Regions from separate parts of the Homo sapiens genome. Here all the other regions are linked to region 1. A link is a contact called in ENCODE Hi-C or POLR2A ChIA-PET data. All regions are on one chromosome and are shown on one strand. The core of a region is the stretch at or near the end of the contact, and the rest is flanking DNA. Distances in the headings are between cores, read along the strand shown.

Region 1 (2,842 bases), core at 226-2,725:
TCTCAATTCACTACATAAGAAAGAAAGATTTTACATCTGTTTCATTTTAGGTATCTAGGGAGAAATCACCCAGATTCTTCCTACCTCTCAGAGGGTGCTGTGAGGATAGATGAGATGCTAGACAGAAAGTTCAGAAAGCTGAGTAACATAAAGCTGCAAAAGGAGAGAACAGAGATTCCATAGATAATATTTTAAGTCAACTACAATTCGTTAAATTTTAAGAAAATTATTTATTTTATTTATTTATCGAGACAGGGTTTCACTCTGTTGTCCAGGCTGGAGTGCAGTGGCCTGATGTGGGCTCACTGCCACCTCAACCTCCTGGGCTCAAGCGATCTTCCCACTTAGCCCCCCGAATAGCTACTACAGGTGCAGGCCACCATGCCCGGCTAATTTTATATTTTTTCGTAGAGCTGAGTTTTCGCCATGTTGCCCAGGCTGGTCTCAAATTCCTGGGCTCAGGCGATCCTCTTGCCTCGGCCTAGCAGTGTTGGGATTACAGACGTGAGCCACTGCACCCAGCCTGTTTTTTGTTTTTCTTTTTTCTTTTCCTGGTTTGTCTTGAACAAGACATATAAATGTAAGACTATAGACTTTGCATTTGATATTTCCCCCGAAATCTTCCCAGGTCATAATTCAACTCCTGGTGTGTTACTTCCTCAAAGAGGTCTTCTCTCAAACACTAGGAGTAAAGCTTCTTCCCCACTCCTAGTCACCTTCTGTCTCACTATCCTGAAGCGCTTTTCACTATTTGAAATATTTGTGTTTATTGGCTTTTTAACTGTCTCCCCTTCCTCACTCAAATATAAATTCTACCTGGGTTGGTAACTCCTTAACCCCATGCTTAGAACAATGCTTTGCACGGGGGGTATAGCTCAGGGATAGAGCATTCGACTGCAGAACAATGCTTTGCATGTAGTATGCCCTACGTTTTGTGAAAATATTTGCTGAATAATATAGTGATTTTAAAAAATCCCCAAGCAGTTTCATGTATCTCATTTGATCATTACAACTATTTGAATAAAATGAGATTGTTAGTCCCATTGTACAGAGACTCAGAGAAGGTTTTCACCCAAGGCAATAGGGCTAGTAAAATGGTAGTGTTAGAATTGCTGTGCGGGTGGATTGCTTTGTCCGTACATGGACTTCATTTCTAGCGCTAAGGGTATTTTAAATTACTTTGCCGTTAAGGAAGCGATGACTCTGAAAGATAGTAGTAACCACCACTACAGGCACCTGTAAAGATCCTCTCTCCTTTTTCCTTTCTTTCTCCCGCTAGATTCTGCAGCCGAACACGTGTGACCTGTGTGGACAGTACTCGCTCAGTCTCCCTCCCCAGCCCTGCCCACAGTAAGCCCGGCCCCTTCTTTTCCCGGAGCCCCCGCCTCTCGGCCGCTTTCCAACTCAGCCCCCACGGATCTCGCCCTTCCCCCGCGGACCCATGACTTCTCGCGAGAGTTGAGCGCGCCTGGCCGGACGGGAGGAAAGTATCCGTTCCGCCAAGGGGGGAAAGGAGGAGCTGGAGACAGATTGTAGGACCGAGCGCGGGCAGGCGGGAGGCAACGGAGCTACCAGCCGGTAAGTCCTTTTAACATTAGCTAGTCCATGATCTGACGGGAGTCTCCCTTTCAACTCTGGCCAGTCCCAGCGTTCCAGGCTGGGGTCTCCCCTCCCAGTCTGTGTTGGACGGGGGCGCTGAGGCGGTGGCCGGGCCCTGTCTGAGGAAGAGGGTGGGGCATAGGCCAAAGCCGACCAATGGGAGAGAAGGAAGCCTCGATTGGCGGCGATGAGCGCTAATGGGAGATCGCTTTTACGTTGCCGAGCGCCGCCCTTCTCTCCCTACTCCCGCCTCCTTCCTTTGGGGGGAAGGCGGGGCCAGAGGCTTGAAGTGTGGGGAGAACTTGGTGTAAGTAGCCCCGGGGGGCACAGGGCGTGGCAAGGAGAGGGGAATTGAATCCTGAGGGAAGGGTAGTCTAGTGGAGCCTAATGGAAGGATCATGGGATGGGGTGGAATGGGAGAAAGAGGAGGGATACTAAACTAAGTTAGAAACCCAGGGCTTCCCAAAGAGTGGGATTAGGAGCTTGGAATTGGAAAAGGGTAATAGGAAGGAGGTAGGAATGAGTAGATGAGAACAAAGATCTTGATCTGGTGACACAACACCCCGTTGGGTTTGGCAGAAAAGATAGATGGGGTGGATTATTGGAAATGAGGGTCATGGCATTTTGATTGAATTAATTAAAAGAACATCAGGGACATGATATCAGAGAGAAAGTATGGATTTGGAGAAAATTAAGTGAATTAATTTAAGAGGACAGTATGGGTGAGCTGAGTCGCCATAAGGCATGGCTTCTGGAAGGATATGAGCCTTGAGAGCGATAAGAGGTGTTTGGGAAGGAGATGGCTGATATACACATGTCTTTAGCCTAGGTATCAGGTGGTTGGGATATTGATTTAGGGCTTCTGGTGGATATGGCACCCAGACTGGTGACCAGCCTCCAAGATGCTGGGATGGGGGTTGAGAAGGAGAAAAATAGAACGCTTTCATCGCTTCTCTGATTTTCCTTCTCCCTCTCTTCTATTACCCAAACTCTTCCCAGACACCAGGATGTGGTCTTGGGACTTAAGCAGTCCAAGTTGGAGCCCCATAGGGACTTAATATGTTGCTCTGAATTGCTTGTTATGTTCTCTGACTGGGGTGTTTACAACCCAGGGCACCTCCTACCCAGATTCCCGCGTTGCTACTTTCCTAACTTTAAAAGTTTGTTTTCTGCTTAACAGAGGGTGTTTTAGTATCTCTGAGGGTCATGTCATATTAAGTACAGGTGTGTAGGGGGTGTGCAG
Region 2 (2,842 bases), core at 114-2,613, 700 kb before region 1:
CATGTAACCAGAGAGGGAGAAATTAGCATCCTAGATCATACAATAAGAATTCCTGGCCCGGCGCAGTGGCTCACGCCTGTAATCCCAGCACTTTGGGAGGCCGAGGCGGGTGGATTACGAGGTCAGGAGATCGAGACCATCCTGGCTAACACGGTGAAACTCCGTCTCTACTAAAAAATACAAAAAATTAGCCGGGAGTGGTGGCGAGCGCCTGTAGTCCCAGCCACTCCGGAGGCTGAGGCAGAAGAATGGCGTGAACCCGGGAGGCGGAGCTTGCAGTGAGCCGAGATCGTACCACTGCACTCCAGCCTGGGCGACAGAGTGAGACTCCGTCTCAAAAATAATAATAATAATAATAATAATAATAATTCCTGGCCAGGCGCGGTGGTTCAAGCCTGTAATCCTAGCACTTTGGGAGGCCGAGGCGGGCGGATCACTTGAGGTCAGGAGTTCGAAACCAGCCTGGCCAACATGGTGAAACCACGTCTCTACTAAAAATACAAAAAAAATAGCCGGGCGTGGTGGCACGCGCCTATAGTCCCAACTACGCGGGAGGCTGAGGCAAGAGAATAGCTTGAACCCGGGAGGTGGAGATTGCAGTGAGCCAAGATCGCGCCACGTGCGCACTCCAGCCTGGGTGACAGAGCAAGGCTCGGTCTCAAAAAAAAAAAAAAAAAAAAAGAATTCCTAAGGTCTAAATGGGTAGAGAAAAGGAGAACAGAATAAGGAGTCTAGAAAAAATATTCCACAATCCATGCTAACTTTATCAGGTATCCCAGAACTTTGATGGAATACTGATTATTTGACAAACCTATATAATAGGGATTAACAGGAAACCGAAGACAAAACAGTTTCCTGAAGGAATGTGGCAGGGAATCGGCAATGGAGAGTCAAACTTGGGAAACCATCAGGAGGAGTCTGTAACGACAAAACATCTGTATTCTTTTCTTACAATATGGGGCGAGTTTGGTGGTTTGGTAAATTAAAATCAGGGTATCATCCACAATGCTAAAAATAAGGGGCAACCTGAAGGGTCCTAATCCAGTACGCCTACAGGTCTGTGTATCCTAAGGAGTCCATGTGCTGCCTTCAACTTTCCACCGACTCTATGCCCTCTCCCCGGCAGGGCTTCCTACTCTAAACCAAGGCTTTAGCTCCTACACTAGGCCACACACTTATTCCAAAGGTCAGCAGAACGCTCAGTCCCCAAGAATTACCCGGAACTCTCTTTCCCCGTCTCCCACTCGGGCTGAACCCTGACTCCCGGCCCCTGTGGACACCACAGCATCTCTGCTGCCCCTCCAGCTCCTACCAAAATCAGCGCCTCCATCTTGCCCCGCAGCTGGTGCCGACGTGGAGCCGCAAAAGAAACGCCGCCGCTGATTGGCCATACGTTCCCATTAGGCCCCGCCTAGGATAAGGATCATTGGGTAAGGCTTGCTTTATTGGCCAATTATTGTACTAGCTTGCTTACCGGAAGCAAAGTGTCCAACCAGAAGGCTCAGGTGTTTGATTGTCAGCTTGAATACTCAATAAAACGCCAAAACCTCACGACTCATTGGGGCGGGAGGGTTAGTGGGGCGGGGTTGTTTCCATGGGGAACAGAAGAAGCGATTGTTAATTTTCAATTGGTAGGGCCGAGGACACGTGATATTGTCGGACTGATTTAGCGATTTTTAAACCGCACCCTCTTTAGGGGGCGCTGTGTCTCCTTAGCCTTTAACACTGGCGCTTTCTAACCGGAATCCTGCCCTAATCCCTATTTTCAGCGCCCGCATTAGGTCCATGATCTCTGTGGCTAGCCCTTCCCTCATGCTCGCTCAGGTCACTTCAGCATCCTCACAGAAAGTCTGCACAACCATAGAGTAGAGCCAAGAAAGGCCCAACATGTTAACTACATAAACCAAGGCTGCCAGGAGTTGATAGTCGCAATAACAATCTCCCTAAGGTGGAGTTCCAGGCTTTGCTGGGCCTGAGGAACATGAGAAGTCAGTTTGTAAAGGCCAACTTGAGCTCAACGTGAAATCGGCTTTGGAGATGGGGTTTGCGGGACAAACGGGGAAAGGGATGGGATTAGAATAAGAGAGGGGTTATAGGGAGTAAATTCTGGGGTTTTCCAATAGAAACAAGCCGTTGTGCCTGGGCGCGGTGGCTCAAGCCTGTAATCCCAGCACTTTGGGAGGCCGAGGCGAGCGGATCATCTGAGGTCGGGAGTTTGAAACCAACCTGACCAACATGGAGAAACCCCGTCTCTACTAAAAAAAAAAAATACAGGCCGAGCGTGATGGCTCACACCTGTAATCCCAGTACTTTGGGAGGCCGAGGCGGGCGGATCACGAGATCAGGAGATCAAGACCATCCTGACTAACATAGTGAAACCCCGTCTCTACTAAAAATACAAAAAATTAGCCGGGCGTGGGTGGCGGGCGCCTGTAGTCCCTGCTACTCTGGAGGCTGAGGCAGGACAATGGCGTGAACCCAGGAGGCGGAGTTTGCAGTGAGCTGAGATCGCGCCACTGCACTCCAACCTGGGTGACAGAGCGAGACTCCGTCTCAAAAAATATACATATATACAAAATTAGCCGGGCGTGGTGGAACATGCCTGTAATCCCAGCTACTCGGGAGGCTGAACCAGGAGACTCACTTGAACCTGGGAGGCGGAGGTTGAGGTGAGGCGAGATCTCGTCATTGCACTCCAGCCTGGGCAACAAGAGCGAAATTCCATCTCAAAAAAAAAAGAAAAGAAAAGAAAAGGAGAAGAGAAGAGAAAAGAAAAGGAGAAAGAAAGAAAAGAAAGAAAGAAAGGAAGGAAGGAAGGAAGGAAGGAAAGAAAGAAAGAAAG
Region 3 (2,842 bases), core at 145-2,644, 570 kb after region 1:
GCTGTAGTGCATGTAGGCAGAAACGATGACCCCAAGCTTGCCCTTGTTTCCCTGACAGACAGAGAGACAGGGATGAGGGTCTGGGAGCTCCAGGCTGACCTGGAACCTCCAGGCACCAGGGAACCCGAGGTCCTGGCCCACCTTGCAGTATAGTACGACCACGTGCTGTGGGTCAGCACTGAGCCATGTCTCCATGGCTTTGCAGATGGAGCACAGCTTGTCCAGGGGTGGAGCATGCAGCTCAGGCCAGCCGAAGTCTTGAACCTGGGGAGAATGCAGGGGTGCAACTGGGGCCGGGGGCCACCAACAGAGAGAGATGGGCAGGGTGGAAAGGGGACAGGGCATAGGGGTCCGGGGGCAAGGCTGGGGGTCTGCTGGTTGTCCATGATAGCCTCGGCACTTTCCTTATCCATACAATGGGCTGATACCTGCTGCATCACGTTTTGGGGTGTCTCCAGTAATATATCATGGGAGAGTGGGAAAGTGCTTAAGAGTGAAGTAGATGCCAATTGCTACTATTAATAACGAGGAAGCTGGGGGCTTCTGGGGTTGGGGTGGCTTGGTTTAATGGTTGGGCAGGCCATTTCCTTCATACCTTGGGGTTTAAGCGGGTCAGGTCATGCCTTTTCTCTGAAAGGTTGAAGAGCTGAAATAAAGGGGGAGGGCTTTAGACAGAAATGATCTCCGGCAATGAGGCACGAGGTGGAGGTGGATCCTAAGTAAGAATCTTCCTCTAAAATAAGGTGCAGGCCGGTCGCAGTAACTCACGCCTATAACCCCAGCACTTTGGGAGACCAAGGCGGGCGGGTCACCTGAGGTCAGGAGTTCGAGACCAGCCTGGCCAACATGGTGAAACCTCATCTCTACTAAAATTACAACAATTTGCCGGGTGTGGATCGCTTGAGCCCTGGAGTCTTGAGACCAGCCTGGCCAACATGGCGAAACCCCGTCTCTACAAAAAATACAAAAAAAAAAAAAAAAAAAAAAAAAAATTGGCTGGGCGTGAGTGACGCACGCCTGTAATCCTAGCTACTGAGGCTGAGGTGGGAGAATCGCTTGAGCCCGGGTGGAGGAGGTTGCAGTGAGGTGAGATCGTGCCACTGCACTCCAGCCTGGGCAACAAAGTGAGACCCCGTCTCAAAAAAAAGGTAAATAAATAAAGAAAATAAAAAGGTAGCTAAGGCCCGGCCTAGCCAGTCACAGCCAAGTCGCCAGCGTTCCAGGATTCTCCGCTCCGCTCCAGGCCGCGCTCCGGGCCCCGCCCCCACCCCACCACTCTGGTCCCGCCCCCTGGCGGCCTCGCCTCCGCTGGTGACGTCAGTGATTAGCCTCGCCCATCTGGACCCTACATCCCTCTCATTGGCGGACTCCTGATGGCCCCGCCCCTCACCAGGTACTTGTCCCGGTGCTTGGATTGCAGCACATGGGCCAGCTCGCGCAGGTGGCCCCGGTGCCGCTGTTCATCGGGCCGCGCGGGGAAGGCGGCGGCCAAGATGCGCTCCGTCACGTAGGTGAGGTCTAAGTCCCAGCGCCGCTCCATGAGCGGGTCCAGGCTGAAGCTCCTGGGGAGGAGGAGCCTACGCATGAACGCAGGGGCGGGGCACCCGGAGGTGGCTAGTGTGACGGGAAGGCTGTCTGTTGGGCAGCAGGTGAAGCCTGCTGGGTCCTGAGGGTGGGTGGATCGGTCTGGAGGGAGAATACCGCTTTGGGGGTGGGGGGCTGTCCCGGGGAGCTCTGTTGCGGGGCAGTGCCCTGGGCTGAGGTGTGGGGCCGGCGGAAAGGGGGTCACGTGGGACCACCCCAGCACCCTCACTTACCTGGGCAGAGTGCTGCGCTGCTTTGAGTGGTTCAGAGATTTGGTGGATCCCTGGTGGTTAACAGACAGTGTCTAGACATCTCTTTGGGTACCCCCTACTCTAGACTGCCCACTCCAGAGCCATGCCCTTTTTGTCTTCAGGAAATCTAGATCCTTACTCCCAAAGCTACCTGCTTCCCCCTCCTGCTCCAGCATCACCTTACCAGGTGCTCTATGCGCCTGACTGGGGCCGTGTTTCGCCGCTAGAGGGAGATGGGGGAGGAAAAGGGAGTGGTTAGTTACAGCAGGGGCAAGGACCAATGTGGGCCTTGGGGACAGGGGAAGGGAATGTCAGTGTCCTTTTGAAGGCTGTACTGGATAAGGGGAGAGGAGTCCTACCCCCAGCAGGCCCAAGGGCACAAGATCAGCAGAGGACTCAGACAGTTTTTTCTTTCCTCATAGGATGAGCAATACCCACAGCACTCCGTTCAAGGTCATCTCCTGGGGGCCCTCTCTGGAGCCACCAGACCTCTGGACACCATGGCCAGGTTCCTTGCCCTCCCCACCCCATCCCAGAGCGCACTCACCAACTCCACGGGAGGCAAGGCCTGACAGGCTGAAGTCACCTGGAAGGGGACCGAGTAAGGAACTGAGCTCCTGGTGAAGGGCTCTCGTGGGCTTGAGGATGGGGCAGCCCCTCAGCTTCAGGAGGAAGGTGGAGGGGCCTTCAGTGGATGGGCACAGGCTCCAGCTGAGGTTGCGCTATTTAAGGGCACCTCCCCTCTGGCCTCTTGGTCCCCCACCCCCCAGGCCCCCCACTTGTTGCTCTTGGCGCTCAGCCCCCAGCCCACACAGACCCCCATTCATCCAGCTGTAGGGCAGGAGTTATATATAGAGCCAAGCAGGCAGGCCATGGCCAGGGATGGACACTGGCTTCTTTCACCGGGAGACCCCGCCCCTGGGCACACAGCTCCCCCAAGCCAGCTCCAGGGCCCTGGGATCCTCCTCCCCCTGTCCTGAAGGAAGAGGACCAGGGGACCTCTTCAG

Evidence for each region. A loop is a pair of places that touch in the nucleus more often than their neighbours do. ChIA-PET counts read pairs that join two places held with the same protein, here RNA polymerase II (POLR2A). Pooled maps may share reads with other maps.
Region 2: a loop to region 1 is called in a pooled map, with 12 times the contacts of the local background. The contact joins the promoter of COPZ1 here to the promoter of ATF7-NPFF in region 1. A Hi-C loop is called at or near these places in 1 of 168 maps with a recorded cell type or tissue (posterior vena cava), 1 of 37 single-sample maps with no recorded cell type and 7 of 50 pooled maps.
Region 3: a map of CD4-positive, alpha-beta T cell shows a loop between it and region 1 (4-fold over the local background). The contact joins the promoter of TNS2-AS1 here to the promoter of ATF7-NPFF in region 1. A Hi-C loop is called at or near these places in 1 of 168 maps with a recorded cell type or tissue (CD4-positive, alpha-beta T cell) and 8 of 50 pooled maps. POLR2A ChIA-PET finds 5 or more read pairs at or near these places in 1 of 52 experiments (OCI-LY7).

Annotation. Positions count from the first base shown.
Region 1 is chr12:53,625,015-53,627,856 of GRCh38, reverse strand. ATF7-NPFF (ATF7-NPFF readthrough) reads left to right here and starts at 1,475. Exons shown (of 15, transcript NR_159377.1): 1 at 1,475-1,578. ATF7 (activating transcription factor 7) reads left to right here and starts at 1,475. Exons shown (of 12, transcript NM_006856.3): 1 at 1,475-1,578. RefSeq lists an enhancer at 1,549-1,618.
Region 2 is chr12:54,323,652-54,326,493 of GRCh38, reverse strand. COPZ1 (coat protein complex I subunit zeta 1) reads right to left here and starts at 1,363. Exons shown (of 9, transcript NM_016057.3): 1 at 1,313-1,363. The coding sequence starts at 1,330.
Region 3 is chr12:53,052,990-53,055,831 of GRCh38, reverse strand. It overlaps TNS2-AS1 (TNS2 antisense RNA 1), which reads left to right and starts at 1,394. Exons shown (of 4, transcript NR_033854.1): 1 at 1,394-1,511; 2 at 2,258-2,436. TNS2 (tensin 2) reads right to left here. Exons shown (of 29, transcript NM_170754.4): 4 at 2,383-2,421; 5 at 2,020-2,058; 6 at 1,818-1,867; 7 at 1,391-1,562; 8 at 596-646; 9 at 142-264; 10 at 1-51. RefSeq lists an enhancer at 2,112-2,351.